2 separate regions of the Homo sapiens genome follow, and region 1 is linked to region 2. A link is an interaction called in ENCODE POLR2A ChIA-PET data of the cell type or tissue named here. Cell type or tissue: MCF 10A. All regions are shown on one strand. Links, peaks and the distances in the headings refer to the core of each region. The heading gives the core; the rest is flanking DNA. Region 1 overlaps HMGA2 (high mobility group AT-hook 2). Region 2 has its middle 59 kb from the start of HMGA2.

What was found. Peaks named below come from ENCODE experiments on the same cell type or tissue, not always from the same donor. Only the 100,000 strongest peaks of a DNase experiment are listed, where the experiment ranks them.
Region 1: POLR2A ChIA-PET joins it to region 2 with 5 read pairs; 4 of 35 experiments call an interaction of 5 or more read pairs at or near these places.

The regions. Positions count from the first base shown.
Region 1 is chr12:65,828,347-65,834,477 of GRCh38, forward strand. The region is part of intron 2 of HMGA2 (high mobility group AT-hook 2); the gene reads left to right. Among named protein-coding and RNA genes, the nearest start is that of HMGA2, 6.9 kb to the left of the region's middle. In MCF 10A, for the core only: no CTCF peak of the experiment used is centred there; no DNase peak of the experiment used is centred there.
Region 2 is chr12:65,759,422-65,771,825 of GRCh38, forward strand. It overlaps the pseudogene RPSAP52. Among named protein-coding and RNA genes, the nearest start is that of HMGA2, 59 kb to the right of the region's middle. RefSeq lists an enhancer at 1,825-2,385 and a silencer at 5,988-6,282. In MCF 10A, for the core only: no CTCF peak of the experiment used is centred there; a DNase peak (open chromatin) is centred at 6,200.

The sequences.
Region 1 (6,131 bases), core at 3,629-6,128, 68 kb after region 2:
GTAGAAGTGAGGAAGGAAGGGGTTGCGGGGGGGGCGGGATGAAAATGACACAATTAATATTTGCACCAGTTGTAAATAGTTAAAAACAAATCAAAACTATAGATTTTGCCTGGTGGTAAAGTTTTTGCAATTTCCTCTGAAAAATGATAAAGATTGATTTACTTTGTGCTTATTACATGGCTACTGCAAACCAAATCCCCCTATTAAAGTACTTTGCCAAATAGACGATAATTAGAAGTAAATCTAGTTGTGGGATAGTGGAAAAATTCCATGAATTTTGCAGCTTTAATTGTGATAATAAAGTATACTGTTTGTTTTACAATAAACCTGCAGTATAGTATATCATAATCTCAAAATGCCTTTTCATCAAGTGACATAGAAATGTCTGAATTGGACAATGAGACTTTTTAAAACAAGTATTTGGCTCATTTAATATCTCTTTTTGGGCAGAATGGAACCCAGTTAAGTGTAATATTCAGTGTTTATCTTAATAAGTTTAAACTTGCAGTTTAAGATAACTTCAGGTTGGCTGTGTTTAAGCTAGCAAAGAGGAACTATGTCAGGGTTAATGCATGTATAGAGAAGTACCAGTCACTTTTTTGACTTTATAAATAAATTGGAAAAAAAAGTTTCTGCGTTGTATTTGTAGGTTTGTGTAGTAATTGAGAACAAAGTTTCAAAAATCAGAACTAAATTTGGATATACCTTTTCACCGGTTTTGGGTACTCCATGTACAGTATTTGTTAGAAAGGACTATATGCTCATCGTTTGGGGATTAATGTTTTGTGTGATTTTCTTTGTGACTGTGGGTACTAACTGTAATGTATGTAAACTGCCATAGCAACTAATGGTACATATAAAGTTATTTAGGAAGTTACTCTGAGTTCTTGTCTGTTTTAACAGTTTTGAACAGAGTTGAGGAGCATATTTTTAATATATTTAAATTTAATTGCTTCTTAGAGTTTAGATTTAATTGTTTCTTATTTAATCAATAAACTTTAAAATAGCTCTAAGTAACCTTGTTATTTAAAAATGGCAATATATAATCTGGTATTTTTAATATGAATACTTTACATTTGTTTCATTTTATCTCATTTATAAATTAACTAAAATGGACTGATTTTACCAAGGAGTTTTTCTATGTTGTGTAAGTGTGGAGTTTACCTAATTTACTTTTATTCTAAGGAGATGCACAAATGAATATCTTGTTAGATAGCTGACACGCATTTAAGCTGTGGTATAATTCCTCTGAAAAACACATCATGATAATATCTCCTAGGAAGAAATCTTTAAATTTCACCATAAATAAGTAATTTGAAATTTAATACTAAAAAGGAAAATGAATTGTCTCCCATATTTTACTATATTTCATGTTTTTTGGATGAATAGATAGAAACGCTCCCATCGCCTCCGCTTCATTTTAAAAAGCTTACCACTGACTAACAAAATTTGTATTGAGAAAAGGGAAGCTGAAGCTAGTGCCTAGTTTACCACCTAAAGCAAAATTTTTAAAGTTGATCTATTCCTAAGTAAGGGTTGATTTATTTTTAGTGACTCTAGTGACAGGCATTTGTAAATGACCCCCCTACGCCGCTCATCTTTCTGAAAATTCTTCATGTGTATGCATACATTATTCCAATTTCCAAAACAGAAGTAGGCTTTCTTTTTTCTAAAGATTCCTTCTCCAGAATCTTTCATTCTTTCAGACACAATTATTTCCTACAATGGTGTTATAAAAATCCCTCTTGTAATAAAAATGAATAAATACATTTGCCCATAACATGACTTATTTTTCTTCAGTTTTATAAATTACGCTTCATCTGGAGAAGAGAATACCTTGCAAAATAATGAATGACATTGATGAATCGTTCATGGCATGTGTAAACTTAAGGTATTTTCACTTTCAAATCAGAATTTGTTGAGTATGTTACTATTCTATATAAATATGATTTTCAAACATTTGTTTATTAAGCATATATTGTGTTCTAACAAAACATATATGTTCGTCAGGATTTTGCAATGCAAATCTTTTTAGAAAAAGTTATATTGTTCATAACATGTAAGATAAACATACCCTGTGAGACTGACCAGAATAGATATGAGAAGTCTTCTATGAGTAACAAAGTGAGTGTTTTCCTGTAAACTGAGACCCATCACAATGCAAAATACATTGCAAAGACTGGTAAGTATATGAGAAGAAAGAAGCCTAAAATTAGAGGAGCTGCAATGCACACTGAAATCCTGATGGTTATATACTTAAAATTTCTTGCTGCTTGGAGTTTCTTGACTTACAAAGTTTATATTTGGATTCAGTAATTGGCCTTGGGACATTTGAAAACAAAGCTGTTGATTTGAAAATTAACAGTGTGAAACTGGACAATGCATGCAGAATGTTGCAAGACCAAGTGAATGACTACTAAATTAGCCATCACTTCAATTTCAAACCATATTCAGTAGAAAATTGATTTATATAATATGTAAAACAAAGACATTTATAAGAACACAATTTCCTATGCTTGGAACTTTTGGAAGAGAAGATAATTATTCTTCAATCTACTTAATATTCCATTAAAACTAATTACTATGCATGACCATTGTGTAATGATTCTAGTCATTCCTCAGAACTCCAATCTGAGTGCTCAAAATTTGTCCCTGAATCAGTTTCATATAGTTACCTGAATAAAAGAAATCAGAAGTTAAAGTTTTCCTGAATAATTCATTTGTCCATGTGTGTATACGTCTGTGTGAGCATATCTTTACCCTTTTATTTATTTTTTAGTCTGAGGTACACCTATGACCAGTTATGTCTTAACTTCCTTTTTTGTTTTGTTTTGCTTTGCTTTGCTTTCCTGGTTGTGGTGGATGGAAATCTTTGCATTTTTACAGTTCCCAGATGGTTAGAGAGAAAGAAGTTATAATCTCCTTTAGTTTAGGGTTTTGTTGTACTTTTTTAATCATGACAGAATACTGGAGGGGTTGTCACTAATTCTTCAGTGTTGAAGGTCTCAGGTCAAATTCACCTTTAAGTTTTAAGCCAATTCTCATTCACATATTTTAGGAAGTTTTTTTCTGAGGTTGAATTAAATTTTATTGGAAGGAAAATGAAAATAAAAAAAAAAGATCTCAGGTGTGAGATAACCCTACTTCATCATGTCATATATTTGTTCACCACCCTTTTGACTTTAGGTGTAATGGACAGATCTAGGAAGCAAAGTGCAGAATGAAAATATCTAGATAAAGTAGTTATAGTTAAAATAATGTGTTCAGAGTAAATGTTTAATCTCTATGTTTGATTTGCTATAAAAAGAAGGCCTGAATTAATTAGATACTGTAAAGACTACTTCATGCTCCTTCTAATCATTTGCATTTCTCGAAATGTGGTTTGCTTTTCATAATCATTACCCACACCAATCACAGATATTTTAAAAAGAGAGAAGATAGTTTTAGTCACCATTTCAGAAAAATCATTCAGCATAAATGCTGAGTGAGGACAGAATTTTCTTCAGAATATAGTAGGCCTAATTAAAAGGAGAAACCAAAGACATTATTATTGGTGAGTTAAGGAAAGGTAACTTTGGAAGTTATCATATAATTCTGGCCTATGGTTTCTAAATTAAACTACTATGATTTAGTTTAATTCCTCTGTGTTTCAATGGGCAGGTAAGTTTTATTGTGGGATTCAGGGCCCTATCTGAGGATACAAATGAATTCAGGCGGATTCAGGGCCCTATCTGAGGATACAAATGAATTCAGCAGGTGAAATTAAGTAAAGTCCAACTGTTGTTCCATTATCTTGATATTTAGGCTGACTTACCTAAACAATTGACTAATTTTTTTCTTTCACTTTGCCAGGGAAGACAAAGCCTTACTTAATGCACCAGCACATTCTATCTGGTAATGCTTTTAATCATCACAGATTATGATCCAAATATGGGAGATTGAAATACATTTGAATTATCTTATGAAGTAATTTTATTTCAAGGGACCTATAGTTCTACTTCTCTGGAAGCTCTCATCCTTCTGAACTCTTCTGAACTTGAAGTCTCCTCATTTCTCTGGCTGACCTACATTCCTGGCTCATTTTTATCTCAAGTTCTCAACAGATCATTTTGCTAAGGAGATAGAATATACCAGATTGGTATTCTATTGCATTTCAGTTCTTTCTTGAGAATAGATGGGTGCTGAAGAGGATTTTATGTCAGTTAAATCATTCAAACATGTCTTGTCTTGTTAGTTGACTTTCTGCAGTTTACAGAGCAGAAGGCACAAAGTGGAAACTGAATTAATTTCACTGATTCTGAAGGTTTTAGTTATGAATCTTTGTTCTGCCAACCAAGAGAAAAGGGGAAATAGAGAACTGTTATTTGTTAGGGCATTGCATTATTTCATATTGTTTTAATACACTGAGCAATTTTGAATGGCATATTCTATTTAAATTAGGGAAGAGTAGTGCAGGCATTCTCTTTTGTCTAGGATCATGTTTGCTCAGAAGGTAACTCCTGTGATCAATAGCAATGATCTCTTGTATCATTGCTATTGATTTTTATGATTACAAAGAAGTAGAGAGAAGATTTGGAGGAGAAGAATCTTAAACTTTGAAAATGATAACTTTGCCTGTCATTTGGCTTTGGTTTTAATTTAGTGTTTGTATACATGAAGATAAGCATGTGCAAAATAAGGACACCAGAGTTGACAGTAAAGGCTAACTTGGGTAATAGGCAGGAACTACAATGGGTGATGGAAATTACTTATATTTTCTATTGGAAAATATATTGTGATAGCAAATTGTAATGTCTCTTCAAGGCTAAAAGTGTTGCATGTAAAATTAGGAAACTTACAGAACTGGATTATCAAAAAGGTAAAATGAGAATTTCCTCAGTACTTAGTGGGATTGATTCGTAGAGTTGATTTTGATATCAGTGTACATTGATTTATACTGTTTATATTTTTAAAAATAGCAACTGAAGGAAATAAAATGTGCTTTCTAGGCTTTGGATAGTGGGCTTCATGCAAATCAAGATACATGCAAACAAGACAGGGCACCATCACACCCAAATATTTTTCTAGTTTTTTTTTTTTTTGGTACAGATGCACTGATGGATTTGCAGTGGGGGATTTCTGGCTATATCACAGTACATAAAAAAAATGATGAGAGAACTTGTAATAGCAAAAAATTAATAGCCACCTAAACCTGACCCTGAAGTCAGAATTGAATTATTCTTAGTTTCCAACCTCTGCTCTTGTCCATGTGTTTATAGGAAACTTGGAAATACATTACTTTTAACTAATTTGATTTTCACCCTAGAAGGTTATCTTTTATTTTTTAAATTTTTGAATGGCAGTTTTATTTTATATGGGAATAGCTCTCCAAAGAACAGACACTTCACTGCATTGAAATCAGATTGGGTCTCAGTTCTACTACCTGTGAACATGGGCAGGTTGCTTAATCTCCCATTTGTAAAACGGGAAGTAACACCTGCCCTGCCCTACTGAAGTAAGATAATGCTTGGAAAGTCACTTTGGAAACTAAGAAAATTGGTAAGTATTATATTTGTGGGTAGCATTTTAAAATAAGGGGAGGGAAAAGAAATTACATTTGACTAAGTGCTAAATGCCATAGCTTTTGTCAGGCACTTTATATATATGTTAGCTCCTTTAATCCTCTGATTTAGGCATTGTGGTCTTCATTCCACAAATGAGAAAACTGTGATTCAAAGATGTAAACAGGACATATCTGATATTCAACTCTGGTAAATGGTAGCACCTGGGTTTGAATTCACTTTAATTCTAAAGCTTATACTCTTTCCACTACCATGTGCTGAATGTTCTGTAAAATATTTGTTACAAGGTAGATTTCTGTTATCTCCAGTAACCTGAAATGCAGGTTGGAAATTACGCTTTGGGAAACCTTTGAAGGGCCACTCCAAAGGTTATAAAGGGATTGGAAATGTATGCCTTCTGCGACTGATACCCACAAGACTTCTGGTTCCCAAATAATATCATGGGGCTATGTCTTTGGGAATTGTAACACATCCAGAAGTTTTCTTCTTTGCTAAATGAGAGGGCTAGGTGAAATTATCTCTAGTTTTACTGAACTCTAGAATTCTGATGATAAGAGGGAAATAAGACAC
Region 2 (12,404 bases), core at 4,961-7,460:
CAACCCAACCATTATTAGCCTATGAGTTGTTAGCCAGCATTCCTGCCCATGTTGGAACTGATTACTGTTTCTTTGGTTGAAAAGCAGAAAATGTAGTTGGTTTGCATAATGGTGATGGAGGCATTTAAAAAAATATGAATTTTACAAAGCTAGAATTACACTCATACTGGGGAGATACTTATGCTAAGAGAGGCAAAATGGACCTGAGATGGGAGAGTTCATACTTCCTGCTTCCTGCTCATTCTGGGGCACATATACACTCATTAAGCAGAATGGCTGAAGGAGCCACCCACACTACTTACTTGTATTTTTCTCTAAAAATAAGATTATTTTTGCAGAGCTCATCTAATTGAATGCGTGTCCATTAAACACACTTATGACATATACCACTGTAGGCCTGTCCTCTAAAGCTACATACAGCAAGTCTCGTGTCGTCTCCAGGAAAGCGTTTTGAAGACAGTGATTAGAATTCTTGAGACAGCTCCACACGAAGCACCATCATTCCTTCAAATGTTTCTCATAGAACATAGTTTCGAGCCCCTACTCACTTGTATTTCTCCTCAGAACAGAGCTGAACATGTGCCCCTAAGTATAAAGTCCTGGACTGTTCAGACTGTGCACATGGGATCAGGTCAGCATGGAATAGAGGAGATGGACACGTCTTTCCTTCTGAATTCTGACTTCCCTTACGCCAGCCAAAAATTGCATTTGAATTTTGGCAACTAAATCCTATTGTTGTATTATAGTTACCAAAATCCCAAGTGCTTTTAAAAGTTATGAACTATTTAAACGTGCAGAAAATGATATAGCAGACATCCACGAACTCATCACCAAGATTAACATGTTAACAGCTTTGCCTTATTTACCTCGGATTACTAAATCTTTCTTTACATGTGCTTTTCTTTGCCCGGTTCTCCCGTATACTGTATTTCTGCACCCATCTAATCACCCTGCCAAGAGTTATGGATTCAGCATTATTTCTTAAATTCCTACTGTGTCCTATTTGGGGTCTTGATTTTGCTATTTAAATGCGTTTTGTATTATCTCAGACTCATATTCACAGTTTTCATTAGGGACCCTGTACACACAAGTTTTTTTACAAAAATGAATGGGACAGGTTGATGACAGAGCCCCGGGATCCACCACTAATGACATCCTCTAAACTGGCTGAAGCATTATTTCATCTCTGTGACCTTCTTGTGCCTTTGTTTATGTCGTTTCTTTCTCCTGGAATGGCTTCTTGCTTCCTTCTTCCATCTGACCAACTTACATTACTTAACCCCTTGAGGTTCAGTGTCAGCTGTTCCAGGAACCCTTCCCTGATCATTATCTGCTAGGTGAGGTACTCTACCTTTGCATTTCTTTAGGGTAGCACCTCTGCTCTACAGTCTTCATTGGCTATCCTGTCTATCTTCCCATCTCATATTTAAGTCCTTTAAGGGAAAAAATGTCATTATGTTTTCCTTTATATTCTTAACCCTTATCAATGTGCCAGAACTTCAAAAGTACCAGATCATATTAGATGCTCAAAAATGCTTGTTAAATAAATACACAAGAATAAAACAATTTAGCCAAATCTTTCTTCCTTCCATTACTGGGATACTTTCCACAATATCTCTGATAGATCATCACTTCCATCATGGAGAATTTGCTACCTAACAGGACAGCCAATTCTCTATTTGAATGGCTCTGGATTTTGAAAGTCTCCAATTAAGCCCCGAATAGGTTTCCTGTAACAACACTGTAAGTTCTCATAATAAATAAGTCAAGTCTCTTTTCTGAATGTCAAAGATTCTTATGTGGTATTCCTTGGGTAACTAAGTAGTTTTTAGTGAATATGTTTTATACACAGCAGGCAGAGCTGGAGAAATTATTTCGGTGTTCAGAATTGAGGCACTTTCTGGGGCATCCCATTAAGGATTTCTACCCTGAATTCTTTCCAGAAGCTAATTGGGTCTGTGAAGGCCACAGAGTACAGGTGTTCCATGTTCTATGCAGCTCACATTCCTACATAAACATGCTGTTACTTTCTTGAGCGTCACAAGCTCCTGGGTGGTCTTAGGGCTGCCTTCAAAGGAAAACAAGTAAGACTTTCCTCTCATTGCTGATCACTTGAAGACCTCGTTAGCATACAACATTCTGGAATCTCTATTTACTGAGTCATGAGTTCTCACCTGAAAGGAAACTTAAATGGCTAACTCTGGCTAATTCCAAACCTCATTGAATAGCCAAAGAGTTGTAGGAAAGGTAAAAGTGAGAGAAACAGGTAACTTCTGTGCTAAGTTCAATGCCTTTCTCTAAGCTCTTGATTGTAACTATTACTTAGCAAGGTGAAAGCATTGACATTTTCCTCAGGAAATATAGAAGCAAGTCATTTCCTTAAAAGTTAGGTGTTTTTTTGTTTGTTTGTTTGTTTGTTTGTTTGTTTTGTCCCAGGTTGCAGATTTTTCCAAATGGTGATGAGTTGGCTAAGTTTTATAACAGAGCAGTCATTATTCTTTCTGTATAGAATGTCAGTGTTTCTTGTGTGCCAGGCACTGTGCTAGGTACTTTGCAGGACTTACCTGATGTGGCCCTCCTAACAATCCTGAGAAATAAATATTATTATCTCCATTTTATATATGAGGTACTCTAGGCTCAAGAAAATTAAGAAACATATCCAGTGTTTCAGAATCACTAAATTGCAGAAACAATCCAAATCCAGATGGTTCTGATGCCACAGCTCATGGGCTTTGTAATAGGCCGTGCTGTCCCTCATTTCAACATCAGCTTCCCCATGTGATCTTCCATGTGGAGCTGAGCACTGCCTTTACTTCCAGATCCAGTGTTCATAGATCACCTCTATTATCTGCATATGATTGGGTGCCATCCACTTAGGACAAAGTTATAACATTCTTTTCTTATCAACCACAGTGTATTTAATTTTGTTTTAAAATAACATCACGCTTAAGAATATCCAGAATGCATGTAAATGATTGCTTGGATGTGTTAGCTTCTCTCTCTCTCTCTCTTTTTTTTTTTTTTTTTTGTCTTGAGACAGAGTCTCACTCTCACCCAGGCTGGAGTGCAGTGGCGCGATCTCGGCTCACTGAAACCTGTGCCTCCCGGTTTCAATGATTCTCATGCCTCAGCCTCCTGAGTAGCATGCACCACCATGCTCAGCTAATTTTTGTATTTTTAGTAGATATGGGGTTTCACCATGTTGGCCAGGCTGGTCTCGAGCTCCTGACCTCAAGTGATCCACCCGCCTTGGCCTCCCAAAGTGCAGGAATGACAGGCATGAGCCAACATGCCTGGCAGCTTCTCTCTTTTATCTTTGGGTTGGCTAGAGGGGTGGAGTAGAGGAAGGTGAACTTTACTTAATAAGGCCCAACAAAAGTATTTAGTAAGAAGCTCAATTTATTTAAAAAATCTGAGTCCTTTGGACTGAAAAGCCAGGGACAGCTTTTGCTGATATTCATCATGAGTATTTTATTTGCATTATTTAGGCTATTTTTTCCACCCATCTTGATGCTCCATGCTTGACAGCAAATTCTTTAGACCAGAGGTTGGCTGAATTTTGCCCACTGTCTTTGTAAATAGAATTTTAATGGAACACAGGCACGCTCACTTGTTTACATGTTGTTTGTGGTTGTTTTTATACTACAAAGGCAGACAGAAGTAGTTGCAACTAAGACTGTATGGTCTACACAGTCTAAAATATTTACTTTCTGACCCTTTACAGAAACAGCTTGCCAACCCTTGCTTTAGGCAGACCAAAGATGTATGGATGCTGCAGTTCAGCTATGAATCTCTGTGTCTAGACTTGAATGAGGAGGAATTTGGACTTGGATGGCAGGACTAGAACATCTTTAAAGGCTCTTCCAACTCTGCATTTCAAGGATTTAAAAATTCAGCATTATATATGTTTTTTTTCTCATAAATAAAGTATATGAGGTAGGACCCGGATAGCAGATGTGGACTTGTAACAAATCTTGGAGTGCAATAGGTATGTGAAAAACAGACATTTCTGTTTTGTTAATTCTTAGTATGCTGACGCTCAAATATAGCAAACTATGAATCCAGTGCATTAGTTAAATTTTGAATAGTCTCTAAAGGCAGCTAAGGCTGAATACGTGGAAGTGGGCCATGTCTGGTTATACTGACATCAACGAGTATTTGAAAGGAATCGAACTACATAATTGTACCATTTTGCTTGTCAGTATTTGTAAAATATTTTTTGTGTCTTCTATGAAAACTCCCTCCAGTCATGAATGTTTTATTAATTTATTTGTTGCCCATCAACCTTATGCACACTGCTATATGAAACAATAGAGGAAATGTGGTCACTACCCTGGAGAACTGTGCTGCTCAGTTCTTGGACTCTCTTCCCATGCCTCAGGACCTGTTGTAATGTTTTGGTTATTTTTTAAAGTATTTCCTAGTAATTAAGGTGCATGTCTGAAAAATTATGTATAATGTCAGAGGCCCAAAACCTTGGGATCTGACACCGGCTGGATTTCTTTTTGCATCCTTGGGAACTTTGGCTGCATTTAAATTAGAAAACTCATCTTTTGAAACGACAGGCTTTTTTTTTCTTTTTTTTTTTTTTTTTAAGCCTCCTGTATTCTCTGTAGATCTTATTTGGCTGACTGGTTAGTCACCTGGTCTTTTAACTTGGGCCAAGCTTTCTCTGAATACCAGAAGGATTTCAAAAGTAGATGTTTAAAGACATCTGATCCCTGATGTATTGCTTAAAATCATCATCTACACATGTATATACATAAATATATTTTTAAAAATATTAACTTAGTATTTTTTAAGTATTTTCTATGTTAGGAAATATACTACATTCAGATTTTTTTCCTATTGAATTTAAAATCAAAACAGACATATGTGAGTCAAACAACAAAAACTGTAAAAATACCTGTATGGTTTAAAATGATTTGCCTGGGGAGAAGAATATCTTATGATTTGAAAATGGGAAAGAAGTTTTATCTTGGAAGGAAAAAAAGACATCATGCTTGAGGAAAAAGGATGAGTTTCATGTGTAGACATTGGGAATGGATTATGGGCATGACCCAGCAGGAGGTCGGAGCTGTCGGCACATCACACTGTGTGGCACCATTGTGAACTTGTTGATAGAATGTTTTGTAATTGTTCTCAAGTCAGCCAGTATATGAATATTTTGTCTTCTGAGTCAGCAAAGAGAAGAATTTTCATCACCTATTTCATTAGTATTTCCTTTCTTTTCTTCACCTGTAAGTGTCTAACAAAATATTTTATCTTAGGTACCTAATAAGTATTTATTGATGAATAACTTCACTGTTTAAATCAGCTCATTGGCATGTCTACTGATAAAAAAAAAAAGGGGGAGCTGGGCGTGGTGGCTCACGCCTGTAATCCCAGCACTTTGGGAGGCCAAGGCGGGCAGATCACGAGGTCAGGAGATCGAGACCATCCTGGCTAACACGGTGAAACCTCGTCTCTACTAAAAATACAAAAAAATTAGCCGAGCATGGTGGCGGGCGCCTGTAGTCCCAGCTACTCGGGAGGCTAAGCAGGAGAATGGCATGAACCCGGGAGGCGGAGCTTGCAGTGAGCAGAGATTGGCCACTGCACTTCAGCCTGGGGACACAGCAAAACTCCGTCTCAAAAAAAAAAAAAAAGAATGAACTTAAAAATTCTGGAGAGAAAAAATGCATACATTCCAGAATTGCTTAAAAGACAATCTTTAAAATGGTTCTAGATGAATTCATCAAAGTTGATTTCAGGTGATAGCAATTTGTCAATAGATGAATTGGCCCTATGACTCATTTGCCCATTTAATGATTCATAATTTTGTTCTGACAAGTAATAAAGTAACAGGAATGTGTGTTTCAGTAAGGCTGCTCAATATATAGCTTACTTTGGAGGAAGACAATTTCTTGGGTTTAAAAAAATTCAGATATCAGGCATATCATCCATCTCAATGAATTTTTTAAATAGTATAGTGAATTTTAAATAGTTTAGTGAAGTGAAACCAATCTCTCGCTTTTCCTGCCTCCTACAATTTACAGATTTTCTTTCTTGACAGGGAGAGAAAGGAGTTGCATTACAAGTATGGACTAGGAATATTTTTATACATGGATAAGGAGAGGCTTGTATGCCTGTGACTGTGAGTCATGAACTGATATAAATGGGAGTGTGAAGATACTCAATGGTTTTAAGCTTGGAATTTTTCAAGTGGTTGTGCCAAGAACTACAAAGCAACAAGTTCTTGGTGAGTCAATAATGTTGAAAATTGTTTTGTTGGCAAATTGGTTTTTTAATGAATCGGTAGTCAATCACTTACTACTTGACTAATTTTCTTCACACTGGTCTATCTCTTATGAAATAATCTTCCTTCTCCATTAGACACCCACTTATCCGGATGCCAAAACCAGCCTTATCTGGAAGCAGGTATATGAAGCTGCTGCCATATTTCCCAGCCCCCATAGCTTTATAATGATAAATTGTTTTATTCCATGTAAAGGAAAACAATCTTTTAAGATGTCTTTTTGGAGAATTAGTTATTGAACATTTCAATGTGATAACATTAAAAACAAGATTTCATTTTAACCACTAAAATGGCTTAGCCATAACTCCTAACAGAGGTATGGCCTAGAATGTAAAAGAAAGAACTTGGCTGTGTATAAAAGAAAGGGAGAGAGAAGAAGAGTAAGTGTAGAAAAATGAGTGAAAATACCATAGGCTGTAAGAAATAGAAGAAAGATGTCTGAAGACACAAAATGGCATAGGGCTATTGGAGGCTGGTAGGTGCTTTTGTACATGGGTTTGTATCCTGGTATGAGACAAAGAAGGTTAAGTGTATGTGCATCTTAAAGATAGAAGGTCCACTCTCCCAAAATATTCAACCTTTTCAAAATATTCGGCATCATATAGTGGCTAATAGATATAAGCAATTTCCAGGCTTGCTCTGTTGATATCACCCTATCCCTATGTCTTAGCAATTGGAATGGGGATTCAAGGACTGGAAAGCAGGGTATTGGGTCTGACATTCTAATGGCATTGGACAAACTCCTCTCCACTTGTGTTTTCAGTGGTGACAGCCAGAGATTAATGGCAAGAGGGTACTAGAATTGACTGTGTGAATAATGAAAGGTACTAGGGGTCACTGCCAAAATACTGATCTATATTCTTTTCTGTTATCAGGACACTGGCATCCACGGAAAAAAAAAATTAGTCTTTGTAGAAAAAAACTCTAGTATTATTCTACCAAGTTTCTCTTTGCAACTTGTGCAATGTGCCCAGAGTTTTAAATTGGTCTTTCTATTCTTCAAATAAGAAACTGTTCTTATTTAAAGAACAGTTCTTAGTGTTCTTATTTCAAGTATCAGTGCAGAGCCCAGATTTCTCTCCAACCTGTTTTCCCAACACAAAGAAACTAAACTTGAGGTCCTTGGAAATTCTGCTTGGTATGAGTCTTTGTCTTTCCATTTTATTTTTCTTTTTCCTCCTCTTGTTTTCACTAGATTGAACTCCATGCCTTTCTTCTTTGAAAAAACAGAGCTGCATCAGGCATGGAGATCAGGAAAAGGTTTTTTCACCTCCATGATTTTGGTAGCAATACAGACATCTGGCAGCAAGAAGTATAAAAAACTTCTTTACTTTTTTACTTTTTTTAAGGAAGCCATTATTTCAGGTAGAGGATATCAACTAACATATTCTTGCAGGCATTGAGCTCTTTCTTTCAAGACCTCCATTGCTGATCAAACTAAATATTTAAAAGGACATTCCTGTAAACAAAAACATGGTCTGCATTCACAAACCATTTTCAACAAGATCTCTTTCCAGTCAAGACTGACCATCTGCTTGCCATCTTATATTTTTTAATATTATTCTGTCAAATACATGCTCTGTCAATGCAGGTAAAGGAATACTTGAAAAATCTGAACATACACAAAACAGTGGGTCCAGATGACATGAATCCAAAAGTCTGGAGGGAATTAGCTAATGCAGACTTGCAAATAAGTGCCCCAAACAGAGCAGCTTCACTGTATTTTATCAAACTGCCCTTCTTTCAGGAAGTACACAGATAGTAAAATAAATACAATCAACATTCCCTTTGACTCTCCTGGCAGCGACTGTTACCTTGGACAAGTTACCATTTACAAGGCTGCACGTATGAACTTACTCTAAAAGCAAAGCAAAAAAAAAAAAAAAAAAATAGCACATCACCAAGAAAGAGCAAACAAACAAACAAACAAAAAGAATTAGTATTTTCTAAAGATTATAGAGATAGTCTGTAATTTGTTATCGACTAAGAGTACCTTTGAGATCTGAAAAAGGGTAACCAGGCCAGATGCAGTGGCTCACACCTGTACTCCCAGCACTTTGGGAGGCCATGGTGGGCAGACAACTTGAGGTCAGAAGTTTGAGACCAGCCTGGCCAACAGGGTGAAACCCCGTCTCTACCAAAAATACAACAATTAGCTGGGTGTGTTGGTGGACACCTGTAATACCAGCTACCTGGGAGGCTGAGGCAGGAGAATCGTTGAACCCGGGAGGCAGAGGTTGCGGTGAGCTGAGATCACACCACTGCGCTCAAGCCTGGGTGACAGAGCGAGACTTTGTCTAAAAATAAATAAATAAATGGATAACCAAATAGGAGATGTGGCTGAGAGGTTCAAGGTGGACAATTCAGGACTGTGAGCCAGAATGACCCTGAGTCTGGTCTTGTTTGTCATCTGCCTATGGAACCACAGCCATGGACCTTGCATGGGCAAAAGCTGGGCTAAGCAAGAGAGTATGACAGAAGTAATGCTATACCAACTCCAGGCCTATTCTTCAGAGGACCAGTGACTTCCACCCTGGCCACTTGAAAGCCATCCACCGTGTAACAAGTTGAACTACCCTAAGACTCCCATGCTGTGTGGAAGCCCAAGCTAGTCATCTGGAGAGAGTGAAGTGGGTGGTGGTGGGGGTGGGGAGGAGAGCTAGGGGGAGAGTAGGGAGAAAGCTCTTCTAGCCACCCTGGATCCTAGTATGGATTCCAGACAAGTAAATAAAGAAGCCATCTTGGACATTCCAGCCCCAGAAGATGCCATATGAAGGGGAACAAAAGAACCCAGACAATATCCAGAACAGAGAGCCCAGCTATATGGCCCCAGTTGATCTGGCCCCGTTATTTCCTACCGTCCAAATCACCTCAACTGAAGCCTCAGGTATTGTGAAGCAGAAACCAGCCATCTGTACTACGTCCTCCTTGAACTCCTGATTCATAGAACCATGAGCTTAACAAAATGGTTTTAAGGGGGTGAGGGGGGCAAGGGTTTACGCAGCAAAAGGTAGAACTAACAACTTTTACTTCAGGAAACTTTATTCCTTTTATTCCTTGTGTTTCTCTACTTTGTTGTTCCTATTTTCCTTTTTCTTCCTCTATTTATTGCTATTTTTCTCTACTCATCATGCTAAGATAATTAAGCATATTTTAAAATTTGTTTTGTTTGCAAATGAGATGAGTTTTGGTATGCTCCCCTGCCCACCCCACTACTTGTATACTATCTTATTTTATTATTTATTTAAAGACAGGTTCCCGCTCTGTTGCTTGGGCTGGAGTACAGTGAGTGGTGTGATCATAGCTCACTGAAGCCTCACCATTCATTATTTTAAAATGAAGTGAGTTGTACTTAAAATTTCCTCTCAGAAAACTAGATTAATCGATTCTTATTTTCATGTAGGCACCAATGACCTAAACCTTTAAAAATCTATGTAAATATGAAAAACTGGAAAGAAATAGAATGTCCAACGAAATAACTAAATACAATGCAATTGATTAAAAAATGCTGCACTGACTATATCTGGAGCAGCCATTGCTATCTCTTTGCCTCACCTCTGAACACTCTCACCTGCTAACCCTGATCCAGTTACAAAAGCCCTGGTACTGTTCCTCTAGCGTACCAGGCATGCTCCCTTTGCCTCTGCTGTTTCCCCTGCCTGGAAAATTTCAAGAAATGCACACAACGTGCCCTCTTTCTTCTTTGGGGTTCTGCTTATCAATGTAGCCTTCCTTGACCATTGCACATACGACATGAGACTCCTCCCATTCCTAACATGCTCTATCTCGCTTGCCCTGCTTAATTTTTCTCCTTAATGCCTCTCACCATCTGCTGTATCATGTATTCACTTATTTATTTATTCATTGTCTTCTCCCACTAGAATATCAGCTCCATGAGAGCTGAGACTGTGTGGTCTTGTTCGGGGTCTGTCCCTGGCATCTCTAGTACTGTATGGCATATGGTAAATATGAGTCAAGGAAGCATGCTGTGCAGCTGAGATGCAATGGATTTTAACTTCTGTCAAAGCCACTAACAATACGTCATTAAGAGAAAAGAACAGGTTACAGAATAGTATGGAGAGTTTATACATATGCTTTGAAAAAAGTATAATAGTCTTGACTGGATGCATAACTAGAAATGAGAAAGGTCCTCATTTTGTCAGCTGGGTGTAAAATTGGAGGAAGCGTTGGTGCTCCCACCTGTGTGGCAGAACAGCACAGGGTTACCGAGAGAATGGAACAGGTTGTGGGTGACGCAGGAATGGGAAGGGGAGGCAGAACACAGGCTGAGCCAGAAGCAGAGGCAGCACTAACTCTCCTACCCAGTGGTCATTTCCTCCTTGCCCTTACCAACAAAATTCTGATGTCATTGAGAGGAGCGAGGGGCCCAGCCAAAAATACTCGCTTTCCTGAACTCCTTGCAGCTAGGAGACCATGCGAAAAGTGCTGGCTAATGAGAATTAAAGCAAAAGTTTCAAAAAAAGCTTTAACTTTTCTGATAAAGGCACTACCCTTTCCTCAGAAAGTTCCTTTGAAACTTTTTGTTCCATTCTTTTAGTAACCCGTGTGCTGTTCCGTCACCCAGGTTAAAGCACCAAGGCTTCCTCCAATTTTACACCCAGCTGACAAAATGAGAACCTTCTCTTTTCTAGTTATGCACCCAGTTGAAACTATTACACTTTTTTCAAAGCATATGTATCAACTCTCCATGCCATTCTGTGATCTGTTCTTCTCTCTCAATTACTGAGGGGGGCACTGCTTCTCTCCTTCCTGCCACAGAAGGATATGAGGCCTGGAGCTGCAGTAGCCATCTTGTGAACAAAGAGGCACCAGCTGTGAGGCAGAGGCTTTCATGATAAGAATGGTGAAATGGAGCACCAGGCATGGTGGCTCACACCTGTAATCCCAGCACTTTGGGAGGCCAAGGTGGGCGAATCACGAGGTCAGGAGTTCGAGACAAGCCTGGCCAACATGGTGAAACCCTGTCCTTACTAAAAATACAGAAAATTAGCTGGGCGTGGCGGGCGCCTGTACTCCCAGCTACTGGGGAGGCTGAGGCAGGAAAATCGCTTGAACCTGGGAGGCAGAGGTTGCAGTGAATCGAGATCGCACCACTGCACTTCCCTGGGAGACAGAGTGAGGCTCTGTCTCAAAAGAAAAAAAAAAAAAAGAAAGAGCCTGCATCCTATGGCTGGGCACAGTGGCTCATGCCTGTAATCCCAGTACTTTGGGAGGCTGAGGCAGGCAGATCACCTAAGGTCAGGAGTTTGAGACTAGCCTGGCCAACAGGGTGAAACCCCATCTCTTCAAAAATACAAAAAAAAAAAAAAATTAACTGGGCATTATGGTGGGAGCCTGTAATCCCAGCTACTTGGGAGGCTGAGGCAGAAGAATTTCTTGAACCCAGGAGGTGGAGGTTGCAGTGAGCTGAAATCACACCATTGCACTCCAGCCTGGGCAACAGAGCAAGACGAAGGAAGGAAAGGAGGGAGGGAGGGAGGGATGGAGGGTCGGTCCTGAAGGCATCGTGGAGCTGCTGCACCATCTTCATGTTATTTCCTGTAGACTTATTGTAGCAGCCAAACATGATCCTAATAGATACTTTTGGATTTTTCTCCTTCTTCTGTCAACTTACCATTTTTCGACAATGGCATATGTTATTTATATAGCTAAAACAATCGTGTGTGTGTGTGTGTGGGCACACGTACACATGTATTTGAGGATGGTTGTGAAAAAAACATTTGGTTAGTCTGAAGCTAAGGCAGGAATTTTTTCTTCCCTTGCCTACTTACCCCAGAGGAGAGAACTAGATCCCGAATTGTTGGACCAGCCACCTTCTCTTATGACACTTTGTTTTGTCCAAATACTAGACCCTTTGTGATCTCAAATCCCTTTGTAATGAACTGCCCTGGTGAACTGGCCCCTGTGTGAGCCAAACAGATTTGAGTTTTGTAGCTAATAACCTAGGATATAAATGAATTGAATTGTCTCCTTCTACTTGGACTTCTGATGGCAAATAGCAGATTAAAATGAATTTGAAGAGAAAAGAACATATCTCCTTAGGCTTGGAGCAAAACTTCGTTAATCTGAAACTCTCTGCTCCCAT